2 separate regions of the Mus musculus genome follow, and region 1 is linked to region 2. A link is a loop called in an ENCODE intact Hi-C map of the cell type or tissue named here. Cell type or tissue: left cerebral cortex. All regions are shown on one strand. Each heading gives the region's core, and the rest is flanking DNA. Links, peaks and the distances in the headings are about the cores only.

Region 1 (5,377 bases), core at 137-5,136, 290 kb before region 2:
CTGAATGCTGGGATGAAAAGCTTGCACAGCCATACCCCTGTTCCTTAGCTTGAGTTTGACTCTGGTGTTGGTCATTGGCTGTGTGACTTGCATAAGTTATTGAGGTTTTTTATTTTATTTATTTCTACTTTATGTGCATGTATGTGGGCCTGAGTGTGTGTCCATTATGTATGTTTGAGTGCCCATGGAAGCCAGAAGAGGTTGCTGAATCTCACACGTTAAGGATTTGAGCTGTCTTTGGGAGAGCATCTGGGAAGTGGCTGTAATATTTCATACTCTGTCGTTCATTTTGATTTAATTATTAGGTTTAAAAATGCTTGGCTCTTCTCTGGCTCGTCTCTGGCCTCATGTCTTTGAGATCATGTTGATCCTGTATTCTTTACCGTTTTTAGGTTGCCCCTTTCTCATGGAACTATTATGCAAACTTAAGTGAACTGCACAGTGTAAGGAGTTTGTATTCCCTTAACTTTCTGTCTCCTGCCTCTGCACTTGATGACTTACCCTTCAGTGGCTTTGTCTGCATTTTACCCTGCCCTGGCTTCCATTTTATGCCATATGTCCTTTTGGTTGCTCTGGACTTTGATAGATTTTAGCACAACGTTATGCATGATAGTTACTATGCCTAGCACACTGCTGTGGGGTGTGCAGAGGTAACGGCAACAAGGTGCGAGCAGATGTTCCAGATGGTGTGAGTGCTAAAGTGTGCGGGAGCAGTGGTTTTTCTTAAAAGCTTACATTCTTGTGAGGTCTAAGATGCCGTGTCTCTGAAGAAATGGGAAGCTTAAGAAAACTCCCTCTGTTTTCCTGTGTGGTAGACCTGTGCTAGGTGGGTTGTAGGTGGGCTTCAGTGAGCTCAGATAGCGCTATCAAAAAACTGGAGCTGCATGAGATCTGGGAGCTGGAATGTGTGTGTGTGTGGTGCATACTCTACTGGCTCACACTGGGCTGCCTTGGGTTTTCTGTGGGAGACTATGAAGTGGGCAGGAAGTAGGGATGAAAGCAGCAGGCCTTGGTAAGTACAGATTTTAAAAAGTTGAGGGCCTTTTGGGGGATGGCTGGGCTTAGGAACTGCCCCGTGCTCTCTATTGTAGTGTCTTGAAGTCATGGAGACTCTAGGCCTTATTGAGGAGTTTGGCATTGTTCTGCATTTAGCTTTTGGAGGTATTGAAAGTTTCACTGAGGGAGGGAAGAACTGAAGTCAGGCCGGAACAAGAAAGGGTCTGACTGTGTAGCCCTGGCTGTCCTGTAGACCAGGCTGGCCTTGAACTCAAAGAAATCTGCCTGCCTCTCTCTCCCAAGTGCTTTGATTAAAGGTGGTGCTGCTATGCTTGGCTCTGCAGTGCCTTTCTTTGGTAATTACTTCTGCTTCCTGTACTTTAAAACCTTTTCTTGGTGGACAAGGGAGACGTGTCAGCTCTGTTTTGGTTTATCTGTTTTCCCTGTGACTAGTCTTTGCTTGATGGTGCAGTGAGATAAAAAAGAAGCTTTCACATGGTTCTTACAGGTTGGGGATTTGAACTCTGTTTGGGAGAGCATCTGGGACATAACTAACATTTTATACTCTGTCTTTCATTTTGGTTTAATTGTTAGGTTTAAGAACCATGTGCACATAACCTCATACAGGAGAGTTAGAAAGCTAAGCCCAGCAAGGAAGAACTGTGCACGTTTTTACTCGGATCACCTTCGTGGGTGCTGGGCCTTGTGGACTCAGTAATTCTGCTTACCCCTCACATTTCAGTTTGCATAGTGCCGGGTTTCAGTTTGATATTTTCATGTTCTACACCATTCTACTTTGCTCTTACTCATAAACTCCCCATTGTCTCCTGTTGCCTCGGCCTCCTTTGTGGATCCCCTCCCCCCTCAGGCTGTCCCCTCCTCCATTCCTGTTACATGTATTCCATTACTCTACCTTTTTAAATCCTCTTTCCCTTTTGTTCTCGACAACGTCTCACTGTGTAGCCCAGGGAATTCTCGATTTCCTTTAGGACTGGCATTGTAGGGAAGAGCCACCCAGCAGCTGTTTCTCCTCTCTGTACATATTTTACTCTCTATTTCATATTTTTCCTTGAATTGTTCAAGACTAGTTATCCCCAAAAAGTATGTATGTGTTTCCAGAGAATAAAGCTGTTTTCTTATGTAGTCGTGGCATAGTTCCAACTTGAAAGTTAACATTGAAATAATATTGCCATCTACCATTTCTTTATTCATCAGTGTGACAGGTGCCCTTTTTATAGTTCTTAAGTGTATGCATCTCATAGTCCATTATGTCATAGCCCTTCCTTAGGAAAATGTTGAGTGTGACAAGCAGTGATTTTTCTAATAGACTTTATTTTTAATTACATGTATATGTGTGGGTATGTGCACATGAGTGCGGGTACCAGAGGAAGGTGCCAGGAGACCAGGAGAAGACCTTAGATCCCCAATCTTAGAGTTCTAAATGATGGTGAACCACCCAACACGGATGCTGGAAACCAAACTCAGTCCGATGGGAGAGCAACAGATGCTCTTAACCACTGAGCCGTCTCTCCAGCTCCTATTTTTCTGGTTTTATGATCTTAAGTTTTACAACACCCTTTTTTAAAATTTTGATTTATTTATTTATTTTATGTATATGAGTACATTGTAGTTGTCTTCAGACACCAGAAGAGGGCATCAGATCACATTGCAGATGGCCGTGAGCCACCATGTGGTTGTTGGAATTTGAACTCAGGACCTTTGGAAGAGTAGTCAGTGCTCTTACCTGCTGAGCCGACTCTCCAGCCCTTAGAACAATTTCCTGATGTGACATTGGTTTTTCCTTCTTCCAAGGTGATCCGGGATGTGATCAAGGTGCACATGGAGGAGCTGAGCAGCCACTGGCAGGAAGAGCAGGGGAGAGCAGGAGACGCTGCTGAGAAGTACGCCAGTGTCTTTATGGAGGAAATGTTTGCTTATTCCATTTTGTGCTTATGTCAAACCCGTGCACGTTGGTAGTGTGCCTCTCGTGTGCTGTAACTGGGGACATGCATCACTGTGTGGCTTAGGGCATCTGTTTAATGCATGGCTTATGTATACTGCTAAACCACAGCATTTCCAAGACTCTGGGTAAATACTGTGATTCATTGGTGCTTGTCTTTGGTCAGTGCTCAGAATTACTGTATTTAGAGTCGTGGTGATGTGGGTCTTAGGGATGATACATGGTTATATTAGGGAACTCATTAGTTAGACAATATAGGGACTGTACGTTTGACTGCTGTCTCTGGAATATAAGATTATGCCATCGATAGGATTGGGATACTGTACTTTCAGTGGATAGTTGTGTGCAGTGGAGACCATTGGTGAGAGGAACTGATGAATGTTCCTTTCTGTGCTGCAGGAATGAAGAAAGGCGGTCAGCTTCAGTAGATTCACGGCAGTCTGGTGGAAGTTATTTGGATGTTGAAAGTTCACGACATAGAAGGGCTCGGAGTAGGAGCCCACACAAACGAAAAAGAAATAAAGATAAAAGTTCTGAGTCAAGAAGAAGAAAAGAGAGGTGAGTGTCTACCTCTGAGTTATCCAGCATTGTTGACTTTGTCTTAGAATGCTGAAGAGTAAATTATTGGAGTAAGTTAAAGAGGTGGGGGGGACCATGGAATTCTTCCCATTCACCGTGCGTCAGCTCACAGACTACTAGTGTAGGGATGCAGTCCCTAGTTCTGTATGCATGATAAAACACTGTGCCCTCTACCCTTCCTTTGTGATATTGGAAGTTGAACCTAGAGGCTCATGCATGGTAGGCAGGTGCTCTACTTCTGAGCTGTAACTTCAGCTTTTCTCTCTCTCTTCATTAATTTGTTTATTCACTTTACACCCTGATTGCAGCCCCCTTTTTGGTTCCCCCTTACGCAGCTTCTCTTCCACTCCCCTCCGTTTTCCCCTGAGACAGGGGAGGACCCCCATGGGTATCACCCCACTCAGGCACATCAAGTTACTGAAGGACCAGGTTTACCCTCACCCACTGAGTCCAGACAAGGTAGCCCAGTTAGGGGAATGGGGTCCACAGGCAGGCAACAGTCAGGGACAATCCCTGCTCCAATTGTTTGGGGACCCACATGAAGACCAAGCTCCACATCTGCACATGTGCAGGGGTTGGGGGCAGGGGAACCTAGGCCTAGGCCATGCTGGCTCTTTGGTTGGTGGTTCAGGCTTTGGGAGCCCCCAAAGACCCAGGGTAGTTGTCTCTGTTGGTCTTCTCGTGGCATCTCTATCCTATTTGGGTCCTTCAATCCTCCCCCCAAGTCTTCTACAAGGTTCCCGAAGCTCTGTCTAATGTTTGGCTATGGGTCTCTGCATCTGTTTCTTTTAGTTGCTGGGTGGAGCCTCTCAAAAGACAGTTATGCTAGGCTCCTGTCTGCAAGCATAATGGAGTATGATTAATATAGAAAATGGTTTGGTGCTTGCGCATGGAATGGGTCTCAAGTTGGGTCAATCACTGGTTGACCTTTCCCTCGGTCTCTGGTCCATCTTTGTACCTGCACATCTTGTAGGCAAGACACATTTTGGGTTTAAGGTTTTGTGGGTGGGTTGGTATCCTTATCCCTCCACTGGGAGTCCTGCCTGGCTATAGAAGATGACCTCTTCAGGCTCCATATCCCCCACTGCTATGAGTCTCAGCTAGAGTCACCCCCATAGACTCCCTGGGGCCTCTCCTCCCCATCCCAGGTCTCTGGCATATCCTAGAGATGCACCCCACAACTCCCCTGCTGATTTTGTTCTCTCTCCCCCACTCTCCATACACCTCATCTTTATATATTTTTTTAAATGTTTGAGACAGTACCTTACCATTCTGGCCTTGAACTCAGTCTGGAGCACAAGAAACTCTTGAACTTGATCCTCTTGCCTGTCAAGTTCCCTGGATTATAGACCTGTACCACCAGGTGACCAGCTTGGTGCCTCCCACCTTTCTTAAAACACTCACAAAGTAATGTCTGAGTGAGGCAGTAAATTTTACAGTATTTGTTTAGACCTGTCTTCTGTTAAAACTGCCTTCTCATGTTTCTCTCTATGCTAACTCTTCTGTTGAAGTGTGGTTAGATCAGTGACATCCCAGTTTTAACTTTGTTAGTATAGTTTGATAACTAGGAGATAATACATTAATGGTAAATGATAAATTTAAACCAATTGAGGTCTAATCTTGTATGCCAGCTACTTACTGGGGTACCTCCTGGGGTGCCACATTCACCAGGGTTCTAACTGAACTCTGTCTCTGTCCTGGTTAGTGGGGTGACCCTCCCAAATTTACCGAAGCTAGAGATCAGGTAGTCATTAACTTGCTGTTTACATCTGGTCAAGTCCAAATGGCCTGCTCATTCTGCTGTCTGTTCCTGTTCATGTCTGTCGAGAGAATAATGGTTCC
Region 2 (5,377 bases), core at 217-5,216:
CATCACAGGACATGCAGGTTACAGCTGTTCATGGAAGTCATAGAACCCATCTGTCCTCCAGTGCCAGGCTATCTAGGTCTCGGTTTGCTCTCCGTCCACTGAGATTCTAGTCCCCGAGGACCCCGTGCCAGGAAGGTTTGGGTTACTAGGTCACGTACTGAATGGCTCGACGAGAAAGCTGAGCCCATCACAATTCACTGATGGTTTTGTTTGTGCCTAAGTAGGCTGAGCTTTAAAAGTGAATGCTCATCTTCCTCTCTAAAATAACGGTTGCTGCACGGGGTACAGTAGAGTCATTTCCTGCAAGGTGGCCTACGTGTGAGTGTGACCCGTGCCCACTCCGCTGAGACACATGCTGTGACAAGGAGCACTGGCACAATGTCTGAGATGGCAACTTACCACGGAGCATAGAACTTGACGAAGGTTATCCCCTGTGCAATAGTGTCCTCGAAGCTCTTCTCGGTGAGTGCCAGCACAGTGCCCTTCAGGGGAGAAAGGTCAATTTAAACACACTGATTAGAGCAGAACAGGGCAGAAGATGGGATCTGGCCAGAGCAGCCTACAAATTACATGCAGGGCAGCCATATGATCTCTTGATGGACAGAGACATTGGCACAGGGACCAGGGTACCAAGTCCAAGAGCTGCCGAGGGGTTGTGGGCAGGACACTGAGACCCTTCACAGACCTTCCCACTTCCCAGACCTCTGTTCTACCCATAATCAGCCCATGGGCTTCAGGTACTGTCTACCAGGGCTCTGCAGCATGGACCAGTCCATTCTAGGCTAGGCCTATAGCTCCCAGGCTTGTAGCCCAAGATGCCTCTGTAGGTCTGCATGAGCTCACATGCTGTGTTTCTCTCCTGCCCTGCCTATCTTCAAGCATCCTCTTCTAGCCAACAGGGACCTGTTGCACGGGTGTGGTGGATGGTTTTTATTATACCCATATCAAAGGGCCTCTATGTACTCTGATGTACAAAAAACTGCATGGACCCAACTCAGGCATTTTAAACAGTTCTTCATGCCAGTGTTCAGCAGCCCCCTCAGAGGCGCTGGGGTGCATTCATCACACAATCTGGACCTCCAACAGTCGGTACACGGGATCCATGTACTGACTACAAACACTACCATCCTACATCCAGATAAGCAGCCATGTTCTCCGGGAGGCCAGATTAGAGATGGAAAACTTCGTTATAAATAGCCATGGTGTTTGATGAAAGCACTTGCAATGTGTAATTACCCTGTTAGGGATGACACACATGCTCCCCTAACGTGGGTGGTCATGTTTCTTAAACCAAAACTTAAGGAATGAGACCCTAAGCTTGAGGAGGCTTCTTGCTGCCCGGGCAGGGGCAGCTGACAGCACTGATGTATCCAATTTCCAAGTACTGAGTTTTCTTGAGTTCCAGTGTGCGTCACCCTCTCTCTACATGACGGGTATTCAGTGAGTCACTGCCCTCATCCCAGGGGACCGGCCCATGACCCCCAGTGTCCCACTGTCAAAGGACGAGCTCAGCAGTGGGAGCTGAGACAACACTGTCCCCACAGTTATACCTTGGTGTCCACAAGATGCTGGTGCCAGGGGCCTCCCTAGTCCACAGTCCAAGGATTTGCACCCATGAAATGACTAGGCAATCTGCATGGAATATACACAGATCCTCCCATAGACTTTAACTGCTACCTGTCACTCACTGTGGCCCTCCTGCCCTGGTCCTGAGTGCTGCACTGAGTGTTTGCTCCATCCTCTCTTATATACAACCTGGAAACCAGTCCCAGGCAACCAAATGTCCCACCCCCCACTTCTTACTGTGTTTGGGTATCTGCCACCATTGGCCAAAGACTCCTCCTATTGGAGTGACCTCAGAACCCGCCTCTTTTCTTGCCCCCTGCCCCACCCCCTGAACTATCCTCACTAGAGTGGGATCCTTAGGCTCCCCTCCTCCTGCCCCCGCTGCCTCACCCTTGCTTTGGGGTCTCCTTGTCATTCAGAGCCCAATGCCTCAGCAACTGCACATCATCTTCCTGAAGCTGACCTACTCCAACCTGCCAGGGCTCCACCCTCCAAGCTTCTATCCCTGGCTGCTCTTTGGCACCCCTTTACTGGACCTAGTTCCTCCCAGTGCTTTCCTGATACCCAACAGCTGATTCTCCTGACCGTATCTGGCTCCCATGCGCCCCCATCTGGCAACTTGCTCATGTCTCTTCTCTCTAGGCTGACTACCTCGTTGGTGACTACCTAATGGATGACACATTTTGCGATCCGGCTACCCCATCTTCTCCATAGCCCTTCCTGATGCATATCTCCCAAGAGCCTTTGCTACGGGGCCAAAGTGAAATGACAGCGGCCAGCTCAGGAGGGAACAGAAATGGGGCCAGGGCAGCGGAGAAGAGTCACAGCAAACTCTCACATACACATCGTTCCCAAGTAACTAGAGCAAACGGACAGACTCTGGAGGCTTGACACCAAGCATCTTCCCTCAGGGATTCTCAAGGGACACCTCTGCTGACCTTGTCCACGAGGTGCATGTAGCAGTAGACCAGAAACAATTTCACACTCAGAAGACCCCATGTGAGAAGACTCTATAGATACTCAGGTCCCTCTCCCTCCCCATTCTGACAAACACCTACCTTGTCACCCGTGGGCTCAGCAGCCATCACTGGGGCCTCTGACGGCTCAACAGTCTCCGGAGCTGCCTCTGAACCCTGCAGCTGGGACTGCACATAGTCTCTCAGTGACTCCAAGTCCCGCTTTCCCTTGTACTGATCCACCTGTCCAAGACACACGGGCTCGGTCAGCATTCTTGGTCGTATGCCATCCCACCCCATCTGTCCGGTTAGACCCCTATCAGGAGTCTCAGCGCCAGCCGTGTGTGTGTCTCTTGTGAGCAGACACTCCCACTCAGATGGGAAATTAGATTGATTTCATCACCCCCATCCCAAGCTGTACATCATCAGAGTCTAAAGTAGGGGCTAGCTGTTCATCCATTGACTTCCTTGAGAATTCTGAGATGCTAACCATGGGCAAGGCATTGAAGGAGAGGGGAGGCAGAACCCCACCAGGAGCAAAGATTAATCTCCTTCTGAGGGCTAAAAGGTCGTTCATACCGGAGCACAGGCGTCCAGGGCCTGCACAGGTGTCTAATTTCAGTGGAAACCCAAGCTTACCAAAATGCCTCAGAACAGTTTGGCAAATGCCAGTTTTGTATTTACTAGGTCTATCAGTAAAGGGAAACACACACATTCACACGCATTAAACAGTACACGTTCCTCCAACAGCCGACAGTAGCCATCTCCTGTATCTGTACACTCTCAGTAACTCAGCCACAGTGGCTAGTGGAAAGGTTATCCCCACACAGCACACAGGAGCTAAAGACCTACCTTCTTAGCCAGGTGGTGGTGACGCACGCCTTTAATCCCAGCACTTGGGAGGCAGAGGCAGGCGGATTTCCGAGTTCGAGGCCAGCCTGGTCTACGAAGTGAGTTCCAGGACAGCCAGGGCAACACAGAGAAACCCTGTCTCGAAAGACCAAAAAAAGAAAAAGAAAAAAAAAAAAAAAAAAAAAAAAGACATACCTTCTTGCCATCTCGAAACCAGAGCAGAGTTGGATAGCCTCTGACCTGATGCTCTGAGCAGACAGCGTAGTGCTGCGTGCAGTCAACCTGAAAACAGAACCACAGAGCACTCAGCTGGCTTCTCCACAGCCTTGCAAAAGGCACTATCAGACCATTTATACTTAAAAAATAAAGTTTTAATCCAGATCCCAGAGCAACCGTGGTAGCAATCTGCAAGCTTTAAGAAGACTCTGCCTAGAAGCCACCCACAAATCCACCCACGCTAATGGAACGTGGTGAGGAGATTTGTCTTGAGATGTGGGATTTATTTGAATTTAACTGAAAATGGCAGGTCTAGGAAGTCCCATCGTGTGGGAAGGAGTGTGAGGCAGGCTGCAGAGAGTAAGACACTCACCGGACACTCACCTGGGCATTTCCCAATGCTAGGAAACCTGATATCACTGGCACTTACATAGTTTCAAATCAAGGGTGGGGGGGACGACGACAGCTCAGTGACAAAGCATGTTAGCATGTGCACAGGTCCCTGTAGTTCAGTTCCTGTGCACACAGCCCGACAAACTTGAGCAAGTGGCCCGTGTTTAATAAGAGCATTCAGTAAGCGTAGCATTAGAAACTTGTCCAAGTAAGCATTTCAGTAGCTATTTATTCTGGTGGGAACTGAACCCAGGGACCTGTTCATAGGAGGCAAGCACAGCTGAGCTACATCCCCTGCCCTTTTCTTAAGATATTTTTATTTTGAGATAGAGTCCCAATGAGCTGTCCCAGCTGGCCTTGAATTTGTAATCCTCCTGCCTCAGACTCCAGAATAGCTGAGATTAGAGACCTGTACCATCAGGCCTGGCTCAGGTTACTACATGTAAAGCAAGATTCTGCTTGCCTGATATTTTTACAAGCATTATTTTTTAATTTTTTTTTTTAATCATTAAAATTGGCCAAGCGGAACTAAGCTGGCTTTCACTGTGTCAATAAAATGGGGTTTAAACTATGTTAAGCGGTAAGGCTGCAGCAAGAGCCATTAGGTGTTAAAATGAGGTCCAGGAAGCTTCCAGCTAGGTCTGTGAGGGGCACAAGCATTCTCCAGGGAGGGTCCTGTCTAAAGCAATGTCCCTCACAGCCTGTGACTGCTCATGTCTGCTTCTGCTCAGAGCCTTTACTGAATAAAGTAGAGACAAATCACCTCCCACAAAAACTCTTAATTTGAAGTAAGGATGCCAAGACGGATGCAGGACAGAAGGCAAGATGTATTTTCGCCTTGTATTTCCACACAATGTTCAACGACTGAAATAATCAGCATTATTGATCATGTCAGTCACTGTATTATCCGTCAATGGTAGACTACGACATTGAAAGCAAAACAGACAAAAGGATAGAATCCATACAACTCACGGTGAGAATAACAATGTGCCCAGCATCACCCCACCCCCAAGGGCCATGCTAAACAGCAGACTCTCATCTGCCGATACACCACCCAGCCATCCATCTTGTTTCCTTTCTGCAAAGAAGTAACTGAGGGGAGACATCTCAACCAGGGCCAGCCTGCCAGGTCTACCACCCCCAGCTTCTGCTTCTGATCGTCATACCCAGACACGAGGCACCTCTTCTGTATGCAAACAAGCCCTGCAGCACGTGGGGAAAGGAGACATTTTTCTAGAGGAATTCCATAGAGAGTGAGCGACTGGTGAGCATCACAAAGTCAATAAGATTAAAAGTAGCCAGAAGCCCAGGGGCTGCTCTAGACAGTTCCAGAAAGCCCGGGCACACAGAAGTTGTTACACATTCCTTCTGGCTTCTCTGTTTGAACAGTTGGA

What was found. Peaks named below come from ENCODE experiments on the same cell type or tissue, not always from the same donor. Only the 100,000 strongest peaks of a DNase experiment are listed, where the experiment ranks them.
Region 1: it touches region 2 in a loop (1.9-fold over the local background); 2 of 42 quality-filtered maps call a loop at or near these places.

Annotation. Positions count from the first base shown.
Region 1 is chr13:38,217,880-38,223,256 of GRCm38, forward strand. It overlaps Snrnp48 (small nuclear ribonucleoprotein 48 (U11/U12)), which reads left to right. Exons shown (of 9, transcript NM_026382.2): 7 at 2,809-2,897; 8 at 3,356-3,514. Among named protein-coding and RNA genes, the nearest start is that of Snrnp48, 16 kb to the left of the region's middle. In left cerebral cortex, for the core only: a CTCF peak has its summit at 2,638 (motif pointing right); a DNase peak (open chromatin) is centred at 2,644.
Region 2 is chr13:38,504,325-38,509,701 of GRCm38, forward strand. Txndc5 (thioredoxin domain containing 5) reads right to left here. Exons shown (of 10, transcript NM_145367.4): 6 at 3,570-3,656; 7 at 2,625-2,765; 8 at 400-482. Among named protein-coding and RNA genes, the nearest start is that of Gm31834, 21 kb to the right of the region's middle. In left cerebral cortex, for the core only: a CTCF peak has its summit at 2,196 (motif pointing left); DNase peaks (open chromatin) are centred at 2,173 and 3,847.